Regions from separate parts of the Homo sapiens genome. Here region 2 is linked to region 1. Evidence: read pairs that join two places in POLR2A ChIA-PET (ENCODE). Cell type or tissue: MCF 10A. All regions are shown on one strand. Links, peaks and the distances in the headings refer to the core of each region. The heading gives the core; the rest is flanking DNA. Region 1 overlaps LINC00375 (long intergenic non-protein coding RNA 375). Region 2 overlaps LINC00351 (long intergenic non-protein coding RNA 351).

Evidence for each region. ChIA-PET counts read pairs that join two places held together with the same protein. Peaks named below come from ENCODE experiments on the same cell type or tissue, not always from the same donor. Only the 100,000 strongest peaks of a DNase experiment are listed, where the experiment ranks them.
Region 2: POLR2A ChIA-PET joins it to region 1 with 5 read pairs; 2 of 35 experiments call an interaction of 5 or more read pairs at or near these places.

The regions. Positions count from the first base shown.
Region 1 is chr13:85,090,640-85,097,604 of GRCh38, reverse strand. The region is part of intron 1 of LINC00375 (long intergenic non-protein coding RNA 375); the gene reads left to right. Among named protein-coding and RNA genes, the nearest start is that of LINC00375, 54 kb to the left of the region's middle. In MCF 10A, for the core only: no CTCF peak of the experiment used is centred there; a DNase peak (open chromatin) is centred at 3,594.
Region 2 is chr13:85,454,123-85,461,087 of GRCh38, reverse strand. All of the region lies in intron 1 of LINC00351 (long intergenic non-protein coding RNA 351), which reads right to left. Among named protein-coding and RNA genes, the nearest start is that of LINC00351, 94 kb to the right of the region's middle. In MCF 10A, for the core only: no CTCF peak of the experiment used is centred there; no DNase peak of the experiment used is centred there.

The DNA of each region.
Region 1 (6,965 bases), core at 2,433-4,932:
TACATTTGTCATTACATAGTGAAACGGGGTGTCATCTGACACCTTCACAGATATTTTGAGGTAAGTTGTTGATTTGTATTTGGTAAAAGTCCTTCACTACTTCTATCTTCTTAAGTCTTAGACTCCTTCTAATTTTCAACAAATAATATCTGGCATCTCAACTTCATTTAGCATAGGTATGAAATACACACTCTAATCATTCACTTTAGCAAACAATTTGCACCATTCCCACTCTTGAATTTATGTGTTTAAAGAGTAATTTTAAGTACTTCCATATAAAAAAATAGTTCCATCTAAGTTTGACTTATTTCCTCCTTAGCCTGAGCCTCTTTCTTCTACTTTGGTGCCAGACTTTGTTCTGTTCCCCTGGGACATACTCTTATCTAACTCTTTTAATAGGTCAGGACATTTGTCTCAATGCAACCATGACAGAGGGTGTAGAATTCCTACTGCAAGGTAATACTCTTGGATTTGGATAAAGATATGTGTTGTTTCAAATAAAATTATAATGGGTGCATAAGACAAGGGGAACAGATCCGTTTTTGTTGTCAACAAAAGGTTCAGAAGGATTCTTTAGTTTGCTTTATTCATAGTGTTCCCAATTTTCACTGAAAATGCAATTCCAATTCTCCGTGTTCAATGTTGTTCCAATTAATACCTTGATGGTCACATAGTATTTATTGTGAAGCTGCAAAATTAATCTAGGCTTTAAACGGCAATTTGAAGGGACAGATTCTGCATCTGATTTTTTTGCAATATGAGACTTATGGTTAAATGATCGAAGGAAATTACAGAAGCTTCTTGGTCAAGTGAAAATTTTTAAACTGAAAATTTAAAATCATGCGTTTGTAATTTTCTTTCCTTAAATTGTGTGTGTTACTAATCACCAGTTCACTCCACAGACCTCCATATTTTTTCTTTTGTTAACGAAATGGCTTATTACAGAGGCCACACACTTTACTAAAGTATGCCTTTTTAATACCCTTTATTTCAGGCAACCACAGTGATAATGTAAGTACCCAAGTGCCTAAGACATCAACACATGGTAATGACTACCAGTAGCCATATACCAGTGTTAACAAAATTCTGGCTGTTTTCAAAATCATCCATCTCTGAAATAAAAAACCCAGATTTTTTATTTCTTGTGTATCTGTAGCTTGCAACAGCACTGTACAATGACTCCGTCAGGCAGATCTGTCAGTACTGAAAAGACAATTCACTCTAGCTAATTTTAAGGAGACATAATTGCTATTATAAATTAAGTTATTAATCTAATATTAGGAGATCTGGGAGACAGGAATACATACTAAATTAAATATTCAGGAAACTCTTCCATTGCCACACTACAGAATGAAGCTATCAAATAGAGGAGCCTACTTTGTGTAAGAAACTGTGAAATATAAAAGCTGCCTGTTGAGATAAGAAGATGTCATCACTGCTTCTGGTCCCAGAGTCACATCCACCATGACCTGATTCATATCAGCAAAACTGATGCATTTTGCCTTCCTCATTGTCTCCATGACTCAATTGCAAATTCAAGTCATGTACCAGTGAAACTGCTTAACAGAATATAAATCATATCTAGAATCCTAGTATACTGGAAGACAGTTAGAGGGAATCTTGAGCAAACCAATCTAAATTATCTGCTTCATCTGATCGCTTCAGAAAAAAAAAAGAGAGAAAAAAGCATATTGAGTCAGTTTACAGGTAATTCAGCTGGATATGTCAGCACGGTGTCAAAGTAAGCTTCTCTGTCATTACAGCCTTACCAAGCACTGGCACTAAAGAATACTAGAGCAGGGAAATTCTCACAGTAAGTAGAACTAGAAATTCTCTACCTTATTTGCTTTATGCCTAAAAGAATAATTGCTCTGAGGTCAATATCTGTACCAGTTCCTATCATGTATCTGATGGTCAGGACTTAGGTCAGAAATTTGGAATGGCAGAAGCTGAAAAACTGGAATTAAAAGGCTGAGCTGTACATACTGGGCCACAAAGCTGCATATGTACATAATTTACGTTAATGCTTTTCAAATGGTGTTAGGATACTATATAAAAGATACGTGACTGTGTTTTACTGCTGCTACTGTAGCTCCAATCTTATATCTTAATATTCTCCCAGGAGTGATTTACTGCTTCCAAAGTTGGGAAATCATTTTTTAAATGCTTATACCTCTTGACAGAAACCATATTTACCTTAATATAATGTTTCAGATGTCAAAACACTGGGAGGGAGAGGAGTGGTGCATGGCATTTACTAATAAAATAACTTACATGGTAGGGTGAACATTCACTGTAGGCCAGACATTGTCCTAAGTGCTTCACATATTTTACTTATCTAATATACACAGCATTCTGTTAATATTCTGTTCTGCCCAGCCTGAAAAGGCAGGATGGATACTCCTACATCGAAAATTCAGTTCAGATGTTGTGACTGATGTTGCTACATGCTCACACCAGGAGGATAGGAAAAGGTTTTCTGCAAATATAATTGAGTCTGAAGGAACACGAAGGTCTCTCAAAATGTCTTGAAACTGCAAAGAAGGAAGAATGGCTTAAGATTATTTTATGAATAGGGGTGCGACTGGGGGTAAGAGCTCCTCTGCATGGGCAGGGGCTTAGATGATGTGATTCTTTCATCAGCAGCAAAGGACGGAGAACCTAGACTTTCTCATCAGCTTGTGCATGTGTGGGGAACAAGGAAAAGAAGGTGGTGCAAAATTAAAAACTGATAGCAGTCAACTATGAAAACATGGTTACAGATTCTTTATTATGCTTCATCCTTGCTTTTTGACTGCTGACTGTAACATGCCATGTTGCATTTAATTGAATTTGGATATGTTTAAATCAGCCAATACGATGCTCTATGATGCCTGCATCCTGAGGCGAGTAAGGAAGGTGAAAGTTCCCACTGAATGCCTGATTAAGATCTCAGCATTGTGTCTTTCGATAAGTGAAATGAGTGCCTTGGTCACATCAATAATATTTAGAACTCTGAAATAGACAAATGTGTTTTGGTGAGATCTCGTATTTTGGCTTTAGTATATGTAGCCTATGTAGAGATGTTTGTTATATTGATTTATATTTTGGGTTTCTATAAGGCAGGAGATTGCCAGAATTCTTCTCCTTAATGGAGGTAACTTTTATTCAGTGGCTCGAGAATCTGTAAAAATGTTCAGGTGGGGCTAATTGTTAGCCAGGGCGTCTAGCGCTGACAGCTGCCTGAGGTTTGGCCAATTGTGTCATTTGGGTCTGGTCTTTGATCAGAAAATTCTCATTTATGGGATGAAAAGCAGAAGGAATGAAAAGCAGCCACTCTGCACTGAGTTCTATCACATTCATGGGTTCAATACGATCCACAAAGTGTAAGAACTCATTCAAGTAATCTCAAGAAACTCCCCAGGTAGCCATGAGGTGTGGCAAAAGCTTACTCCTTCAACACCATGGAATCTGACAAAATACTAAACTGAGGGGAGGCCAACCACTTCCCATAAAAGGGATATACCGGAAGGTACAGGTTTGGTCCATCTGGTATCAAGGAGGCCTTGGCGGCCATGCAGAATGTGTGAGTCATTGCTTCCATGACCCGAGGCACACAGAACAGCAGGGTAGGGAGACTCACAAGTTCAGGGACTGTGAGAGCTTCTTTTTCCAGGAGAACATAGTGTGCAGCCAGCAACCGCCTCTCTAAGAGCATATATCATGGGAAAAGAAAGATAATGTTGGGTGGGGCAGGGGGAGGATTCCTCGCACATGGGAGGGTTAAGGGAGACAACTGGAAGATATTCAAAAAAAGCAAAGGGAAGGAAAAATGATTACAGAAAAACAAACAAAACAGGGATAGAAGGATCAATGGTATGAAAAGGATAGAATGATGTACCAAAGTTTTTTTTTAAAAAAGAGGGTCATTTAGTACAGGAATGTCCTGAAAGATAATGTTCAACATGAGTAGAAATAATTTTATTAGAAGTGGTAGATGTGGAAATAGGTTTTGATTTGAGGTATAAATGTTGAATAAGCAATTTAAGAATAAAAAGATAAAAATCAAATTATATTTAAGAAGGACATGGATTTCAGTAAAGATTCCTTGTATTTTTTTCTTTTTGGGGTGTATATATTTTAAAATAAGTTTTATTGTGTATATTTAAGGTATACAACATGATGTTATGATACATTTTTTATTACTTACAAAAATTAAAAAAATTAATGTTTGCTTTAGACATATAGAAAATACAAATTAGAAATTATTATGAATTCTATTCTCAAACTTAAACACTGCTAACAATTTGTATATATCTTTCCTGAAATACATTCTCATTTATGGAATCCTATTACATATACTGCTCTGAAAACAGATACTTCTGACAAGCTATGAGGGCCAGTAGATACTAATACATTATCATTTCAACATACTTTTATTTTGTTAGACTTACAAAATATATATATTTTTTAATTTCTCCTTCCTGTGTTTTTGTGATAATAATTATTTATATATCAAACCTATTAGCCTATTTTCCCCATTATTCACTTAGAAAAAAATTAACAGAGTGCATATACACCCACATATGCTGAGGTGATAATTTTTTTTTCACTGCAAGGAGCTGTGAATGCTTATAAACTGAAAATAAAGATCCAGAAATGAAAATTACTCTTGGTAGAAGCAATAAAATACATGCAGTTAGGTCTCTGAGGGAACAGGTGAAATTCTGATTCATGAAATAAAGGAAAAGACTAGGCTTAGATAGAAAGAGGATATTATTTTACTGAAAGGTGAGAAACAGAAGAAAAATGTAAGTGGTTACATGTGCATACAAAAACTTGAGAGGATACTTGAAAACAATATTCTCTGCAAATAGCAGTTACATAGTTAGGATAGATATCTGAGGAAAAGTGAAATTTTATTGTTGGTAGACAGGAAAAAGGTAGGAAGAAACAAGAAAACTGGCAATTAAAATGAAACGAGAAGTCATGGGATAAGATGCACTTGAAGCTTCACAAACCCACAAAACGAAACGTTGCTTTTGATTTTTCAAAGTGTTTCGAGGACCTAGATTTAGGAACATTGATACAGTTTATAGGTGAAGGAGCACAACACAATTTTTCTCTTTGGAGTATAGTCTGGAGAACAGTTGATGTGATATAAATGTAGTCAAGGCCAGAAAAAGGAGAAAATGAAAAAAAGAAGATTATAGGATTGGGAGAATGAAGGAAAGACAGAATTTAAAAGTGGGATGCTTTCATCCATAAATATAGAAAAATAAGTATGCAGCAGAAAGGAATTTTATGGCCTTCCAGACGCTGGGTAAATTAATATGTCGTGGAGCTTATAAAAAAAAGGAAATAATCACAGATCAAAATATTTGGTTTAAATGTTGAGCAACACTCTGTTTCAGCAACCGTAAAAACTAAATTTTAAAAATCAGATGTGTAAAAACATGTAAGAGTCAAGGAAACAATAAAGACAAGATGAGCAAGAATTCCAGAGAAGGAAGGTTTCTTTCTAGGTGAGCTGGCAATCACCAGGTATTTTGTTCCTAGGAGTACTGCAGAATCTAGTCATGAGCTGATCTGGTGCGCCCAGACAGACTCCACTTGAAAGGGAGAGAAACCAGTAGAGCTTGTGGTAATCACTCGGAGCTAGCTGCCATTTGAACATGGAAACCACGAGGCCAAACTCATAATCATATTTTCCTTTGCCCAAAACACAACCCTTATTTTAGGCTGTGGGTGAAGTGTTTGGTTAGAAGCTAAAAGATGAAGTTTTCTGCAGTCTCATAGTGCTTGGCAAGCAAAGGCCCCACAGAGGGAGGGATTCTGCCACAAGCACATGGCTAGTCTTCCTGTCCAGGCACTTGCCAGAGTTTGAAGCTGCCTGAAACAGGAAATTAAGAGCTAAACTCAAAAATTCCAAAGGGAACAACTAAATCTCTTTCATTCTTCCCGGGATGAACAGCCACAGCACCACACACTGCTGAATCCAATGTCCAGGACACCTTCACTTAAGGGACAGAAGTGAATCCCCCTCTGACCAAGGTTAGTGTTAACGTAATCAGCAAAACAAATGATATTTAGTACAATTAATCTTATTGTAAAATGCAAGTAATAAAACCAACCTCATTAACTTTTGTAAAAATTAAATGAGAAAAATATTGTGTGTGTGTATATATATATATACACACATGTATACATATACATGTATCTGTAAGCATATATATGTTTAAATAGAAGGATAGTTCTTATCAGGAGAGCTCTGCCTCCTAACCTAAATACCTCTAAAGGCCCAACCTCCTAACACCATCATATTGGGAATTAGGTTTAAACATATAAATTTGGGGGAAGCACAAAGATTCAGACGATGACACAGACTGACCTAACAAAAGCACAGCGAGGTTTCCAAAGATGAGTATTGAAGAACCTGGACAATGTAAGATTCACACTTCATTCTAAAGAAAGACTCTTTCAATGAATTATATCCAAATAAATATCTTCGAATTCCTTAGAAATTAATAGGACACTGGGCGCAGTGGCTCACACCTGTAATCCCAGCACTTTGGGAAGCCGAGGCAGGTGGATCCCTTGAGGTCAGGAGTTCCAGACCAGCCTGTCCAATGTAATGAAACCCCGTCTCTACTAAAAATATAAAAATTAGCTGGGCGGATGTGTTGTGCACCTGTAATCCCAGCTACTAGGGAGGCGGAGTCAGGAGAATCATGTGAACCCAAGAGACAGAGGTTGCAGTGAGCTGAGATCACGCCCCTGCACTCCAGCTTGGGCGACAGAACAAGACTCTGTCACAAATAAATAAATAAATAAAGTTTGTTTTAAATGTGTGTAGCAAAATGTACAGGCATACCTCCTTTCATTTCACTTTGCTTTATTGCACTTCACATATTTTGAATTATTTACCGGTTGAAGATCTGTGGCAACCCTGCTTCCAGCAAGTCTATCAGTGCCATTTTTCTAAC
Region 2 (6,965 bases), core at 2,793-5,292, 360 kb before region 1:
AGTGCTAGGATTGCAGGTGTGAGCCACCGTGCCTGGCCTCAGATAAGCATTCTTATTTGTCCTTGATTCACCTAAATTTTCTAAATTCACTTCTAAATACCTATCATGATTCCATGTATAGATCTACAAATGAAAGAAAAACATGATTATTTGAAGTGATCTATATTAGAAATAGAAATATACAAAGAAGTCACTCTTCAAGCAGTAAACTATTTTCGTTACAAAGAGTAGTGATTTGTGTTCCAAGGTCTTTTGTTGTCAGTCCTGCTTCTGATCCTCCAAAATCACAGCATACACACATCTAATTTTGAAGTTCATTCTATGATTTGAATCTGAGAGATATAACGGTGTAGTTTAAACTGCTTCTTAAGAACACAATAAAACAATCTCTCCTCCCTTATAAAATAGATCTTCTCATAAGGGAGAATATACTCCATTTAAAAAAATTTTTAAATTGCAAGTAAATTTTTCTGATTATTATTTTTTTCTGAGGTGCTGTGTTAAGTGGTTGCCTTTTTTTTTTTTTTTTTTTTTAAATATGGAGTCTTGCTCTGTTGCCCAGGCTGGAGTGTATTGGCATGATATCGGCTCACTGCAAGCTCCACCTTTCCGGATTCATGCCATTCTCCTGCCTCAGCCTCCCAAGTAGCTGGGACTACAGGCACCCGAGTGGTGGTCATTTTATTTATGTAGAGAGCATGGAGTCTGTAGCTGTACAGATCTGCTATTGATTTCAGCTGTAGGTGTGTCCGGAATTTATTCCTTCTGGTGGGTTCTTGGTCTCGCTGACTTCCAGAATGAACCTGCGGACCCTCGCGGTGAGTGTTACAGCTCTTAAAAATGGTGTGTCCAGAATTTGTTTCTTCAGATGTTCAGATGTGTCTGGAGTTTCTTCCTTCTGGTGGGTTCGTGGTCTCGCTGACTTAAGGAGTGAAGCCACAGAACTTCACAGTGAGTGTTACAGGTCTTAGAGGTGGCGTGTCTGGAGTTGTTTGTTTCTCCCAGTGGGTTCATGGTCTCACTGACTTAAGGAGTGAAGCCACAGACCTTTGCAGTGAGTGCTACAGCGCTTAAAGGCAGTGCGTCTGGAGTTGTTTGTTCCTCCCAGTGGGTTCATGGTCTCGCTGACTTAGGGAGTGAAGCTGCAGACCTCTGCAGTGAGTGTTACAGCTCTTAAAGGCAGTGCATCCAGAGTTGTTTATTCCTTCTGGTGGGTTCATGGTCTCACTGACCTCAGGAATGAAGCAGCAGACCCTCGTGGTAAGTGTTACAGCTCATAAAGCTAGTGTGGACCCAAAGAGCGAGCAGCAGCAAGATTTATTGTGAAGAGTGAAAGAACAAAGCTTCCACAGAGTGGAAGAGGACCCTAGTGGTTTGCCGCTGTTGGCTCAGGTGGCTAGCTTTTATTCCCTTATTTGGCCCTGCCCACATCCTGCTGATTGGTCCATTTTACAGAGCGCTGATTAGTCCATTTTACAGACTGCTGATTGGTCCATTTTACAGAGTGCTGATTGGTGCGTTTACAATCTTTAGCTAGACACAGAGTGCTGATTGGTGCATTTTTACAGGGTGCTGACTGGTGACAGAGAAAGTGCTTAGTTAATAGTATTCATTCACAAGATATATTGCAAATCACAACGCACAGTATAGATAAAAACAACTTACATTATACAAGAATGCTGATATAAATGTGTTAACCCCACAGAGACATTAATTTATTGTCAGACCATGTGCCAATATTTTGTTTGGAAATACAGAGAAGTAGGGAAGAGAGGTGAATGTAGATAAGAGGGCATTATGAAAACGCTATGGTGTTAGGAACTAATTAATCTGTATCTTGACTATACCATCATCAATATCGTGGTTATGATACTGCATTAGAGATTTATATTATGTGCAGGTGGTCTCTGCATGATCTTATAATAGAAAATATATCTACAATTATCTCAAGGTAAAACAAGTTTAATTAAAAATATGTGAATCATGTGCATGTGAGGCAACTTAGATATTTACGAATGTGTCTTACTCCAGTGATGACCAACAGGAGCAGAACAACTTAAATCAGGCAAGAAAATACCTTCTTTGAGGAGTGGCTGATGCTGCTACTCTTGCTGTGTAGGGGATTTTAGATAGAAAAATTAGAAGAGAGCTTTTAATAGTAGTGGTCATTGCATGGGAAATTGATTAAATCTCTTACTGATAATGTCTCTCTTCCAAACCACAGGTTTTAAATATGTCATTAAAGGGAAAGACAATGCTATTCATTCTATGATCTAATGGTGTTAATTAGCCAGTTCCACACTCCTATAAAGAACTGCCCAAGACTGGGTAATTATAAAGAAAAGAGGTTTAATTGACTCACAGTTCTGCATGGCTGAGGAGGACCCAGAAAATTTACAATCATGGTACCTCTTTACAGGGAAGCAGAAGGAGGAATGAGAACCAAGCAGTGGGGGAAGCCACTTATAAAACCATCAGATCTCATGAGAACTCAGTCACTATCATGAGAACAGCACAAGAAAAACCCACCCCCATGATTCAATTACCTCTCACCAGGTTCCCTCCTTGGCACTTGGGGAATATAGGGGCCACAATTCAAGATGAGATTTGGGTGGGGACACAGCCAAACCATACCATTCTGCCCCTGCTCCTTCCCAAATCTCATGTCTTCATAATTCAATACACAATCATACCCTTCCAACAGTCCCTCAAATTCTTGACTCATTCCAACATTAACTTGAAAGTCCAAATCCAAAGTCTCATCTGAGACAAGGCAAGTCCCTTCCACCGAGGAGCCTGTAAAATCAATAGAAAGTTAGTTATTTCCTAGACACAATGGAGGTACAGGCATGGGTAACTACAGCCATTCCAAATGGGAGAAATTGGCCAAAACAAAGAGGCCACAGGCCCCAGGCAAGTCCGAAATCCAATAAGGCAGTCATTAAAACTTAAAGTTCCAAAATGAACTCCTTTGACTCCGTATCTCACATCCAGGTCAAACTGATTCAAGAGATGGTCTCCCATGGCCTTGGGCAGCTCTGCCTCAGTGGTTATACAGGGTGCAGCCCCCCTCCTGGCTGCTTTCATGGGCTGGCATTGAGGGCCTGTGGCTTTTCTAGGCACATGGTGCAAGCTGTCAGTGGATCTACCATTCTGTGGTCTGGAGGATGGAGGTCCTCTTCTCACAGATTCCCACTAGCCAGTGTCCCAGTGGGGGCTCTGTGTGGGGGCTCTGACCAGCCCCAAAATTCTCTTCTGCCCTGCCCTAGTGGAGATTCTCCATGAGGGCTCCACTCCTACTGCAAACTTCTGCCTGTATATCCAGGAATTTCCATACGTCCTCTGAAATCTAGGTGGAGGTTCTCAAACCTCAATTCTTTACTTCTGTGCACTTACTGGCCGAACACCATATGTAAGCTGTCAAGGTTTGGGGCTTGCACCCTCTGAAGCAACAGCCTGAGCTGTTGGCCCCTTTTAGCCATGGCTGGGACACAGGGCACTATGTCCCCAGGAGAGGACAGAGGAGTGAGGCCCTGGGCCTGGCAAACAAAACCATTTTTCTCTCCTAGGCCTCTGGGCCTGTGATAGGAGGGGCTACTGTGAAGACCTCTGACATAGCCTGGAGACATTGTCCCCATTTTCTCAGTGATTAACATTTGACTCCTCATTATTTAGGCAAATTTCTACAGCCTTCTTGAATTTCTTCTGAGAAAATGGGTTTTTTCTTTTCTATCACACTGTCAGGCTGCAAAACTTCCAAACTTTTATGCTCTGCTTTCTCTTCCACTTTGCTACTTAGAAATTTCTTCTACCAGATACCCTAAATCATCTCTCTCAAATTTGAAGTTTCAAAGATCTCTAGGGCAGGGTCAAAATGCCACCAGTCTCTATGCTAAAGCATAGCAAGAGTCACTTTTGCTCCAGTACTCAAGAAGTTTCTCATCTCCATCTGAGGCCACCTCAGCCTAGACTTCTTTGTCCATGTCACTGTCACCATTTTGGTCAAACCATTCAATAAGTCTCCAGGAAGTTCCAAACTTTCCCACATCTTCTGAGCCCTGCAACTCTCTAGGAAATTCCAAACTTTTCCAATTTTTTTTTGTCCTTTTCTGATCCCTCCAAACTGTTCCGACCTTGACCTATTACCTAGTTTCAAAGTTGTTTCCACATTTTCATGTATCTTTAGAGTATCACCCCACGTTGTGTGGTACCAATTCACTGTATTAGTCCCTTCTCACACTGCTGTAAAGAACTGCCCAAGACTGTGTAATGTATAAAGAAAAGAGGTTTATTTGACTCACAGTTCCACATGGCTAGGGAGGCCTCAGGAAACCTACAATCATAGTGGAAGGCACCTCTTCACAGTGCAGCAGGAGAGAGAAGGAGAGCTGAGTGAAGGGGAAAGCCCCTTATAAAACTATCAAATCTTCTGAGAACTCACTATTATGAGAACAGCACAGGAAACACCCGACTCCATGATTCAATTACCTCCCACCAGCTTCCTCCCACAACACATGGGGAATATGGGGGCTACAATTCAAGATAAGATTTGGGTGGGGACACAGCCAAACCATATCAAATGTTCATATATAAAAAGTTAAGTATTAATAAATTAGGAAATATTCTCAGTGTAACTGCCCAATAGGTTCTTCTTGCCTGCTGCCCAGATAGATCTGATGTATCGAAACAGGGAAATTGCAATACAGAAAGAGTTTAATTCATGCAGAGCCAGCTAAATGGAAGACCAGAGTGTTATTATTACTCAAATCAGCCTGAGAATTTGGGGGCTAGAGTTTTTCAAAGACAGTTTGAGGGAAGTGGTGGAGCTTGCTAGGCAATGGGTGCTTGCTGCTGATTGGTTGGGGTTGCAATCATAGGGATGTGGAAATGGTTCTCATGCTGCTGAACTTTTTCTTGATTAGGCAAGAGGAGAAGTTGGTGGGTCTACATGGAACCATTGGTGAGTGGGTCAGGTGGAGCCACTGGTTATCAGACATGCAAAAACCCTGAAAATATATCTTAAAAGGCCACTCTTAGGTTCTATAATAGTGATGTTATCTGCAGGAGTAATTGAGGAAGTTGCATATCTGGTGACCTCTGGAATGATCACTGTCAATCCTTTACATCTACACCTTAGCAGAATTCAGGCTCCTTTCATTCTCCTACACTGGTGGCCTTTCATTAAATTTACAAAGGTGGTCGAATATTAGGGAAGGGCTATCATCATTTAAACTATAAACTAAATGTCTCTCAAAGTTCGCTTGGCCCAATCCCAGCAATAATTAAGGACAGCTTGAAGGCTAAAGGCAAGATGAGGGCTGGCTAGATCAGATCTCCCTGACTGCCTTAGTTTTTGCATGGTTTTAATTTATGCAAAGGCAGTTTCATAATCACAGAATGGATGCTTAAAAATAATTGGGCTTCATATTTATTAAAATGGAATGAAACATATGCTTAAATGTGTATAAATACACACACACACACTCCCAAGTGTGTGGACAGAGAAGAAGAAATTCTTGTAATTGAAAACATTGAGGAAAGAGGACATAGACATTTTGAAAAGAACCAACGTTTAATAAGGAAGAACTTAGCACATAAAACAAGATTGGTAGTCAGACAACAAACATTCATAGGGTGCTAGGTAGGTCCCCTGGAGTTTTCGAAAAGGGGGATATTCATGGAAAACAAACAATTTTAAGAAGAGCCATTGTGTTATTTTTGTTGCTGTTTGTTTAAGATCATCTATGCAAGAATACTTGGAGGTTGATAAGAGAGAACTCATGGATACAGTCTAGGGGATGTATTATACAGTTGGCAAGACATGATGGTAGCTTTAATAAGAAGGGTGGAAAGGATAGAAGACTGACAGATTTGAATTAGAAAGTATTGAATATGGGGTGGGGGGAAAATATAGCCAGATGTATGGCTAACAAGGCAGGTAGATTTATCATTTATTAATATAGAAAAATTGGAGAAAAGTCAAATATGGAAGATGGGGTGGTTTGGAAATAGGTTTAAATTAGTTAGATTTATAACTAATATAAATGTGGTAAATGTTAAAATAATAAATTTAAAGTTGCCAGTCAAATACCTGAATTTAATTATAAGGAAGAAAGTTGGATATAGAAGTTTAGAAGTCAGAGATAAGGACTGGGCTTGACTTATGCATTTGAGTGGCACACACAAGTAAAATATGTATAAAGCCATTGAAGTTGATGAGATCATTAGGAAGATGGTGGAGAGTCAGTATAGAAGAGGGTCCATAACTGATACATAGGGAGCTCCCATGTCTAGAAGTCAGGCCAAAGAGAAAGAACTGCAAAACAGAAGGAGCAGCCAAATTTATAGGAAGAAAACCAGGGGAGTGTGGTGTCATGAAACTACTTATGCTCCTTACTGGTAAAGTAGGGTGAATGAAACATGTTCATCAGTTACTTTAGCAAGAGTAGTTTTGGTGGAACATAAGGTACAAGCCAGAAGAGAGTATGATAAAGAATAATTAAAAAAAGGCCACCAGGCACCCAGAACTGGAATGTATTTTTTCTTCCATCACTGTGACCTGCTGTAGACATCTAGGAACACTTCCATCCTTGTTACAAACACCATGCCTCAAATTTACTATTCATGCAAAGTAATCAATTCTTCAGAACATGACAAATGTGCCCTCATTCCCTGTTTAGATGCAATCTTTTGCTGTAGGCTATAAATGGTAAGAAAAAGATAAAATATAGATTTGATAGGAAGAAACAAAAAAGGTTCACTGTTTGCAGAAGGTATAATTGTTTACTCAACAAAGAGAATATATGGAAAAATTATTTCTTAAATTAAGAAGTTTAAAATACTCTGCAGCTTTAGTCAAAGAAAGAAATGAAAAACCAAGTAAGACTTAAAGGGTTGTGTGAACTGGAGTGATTTATAAACACATTAAGTAAAACAAAACAAATAATAAGTTTGTAAAAGAGTAT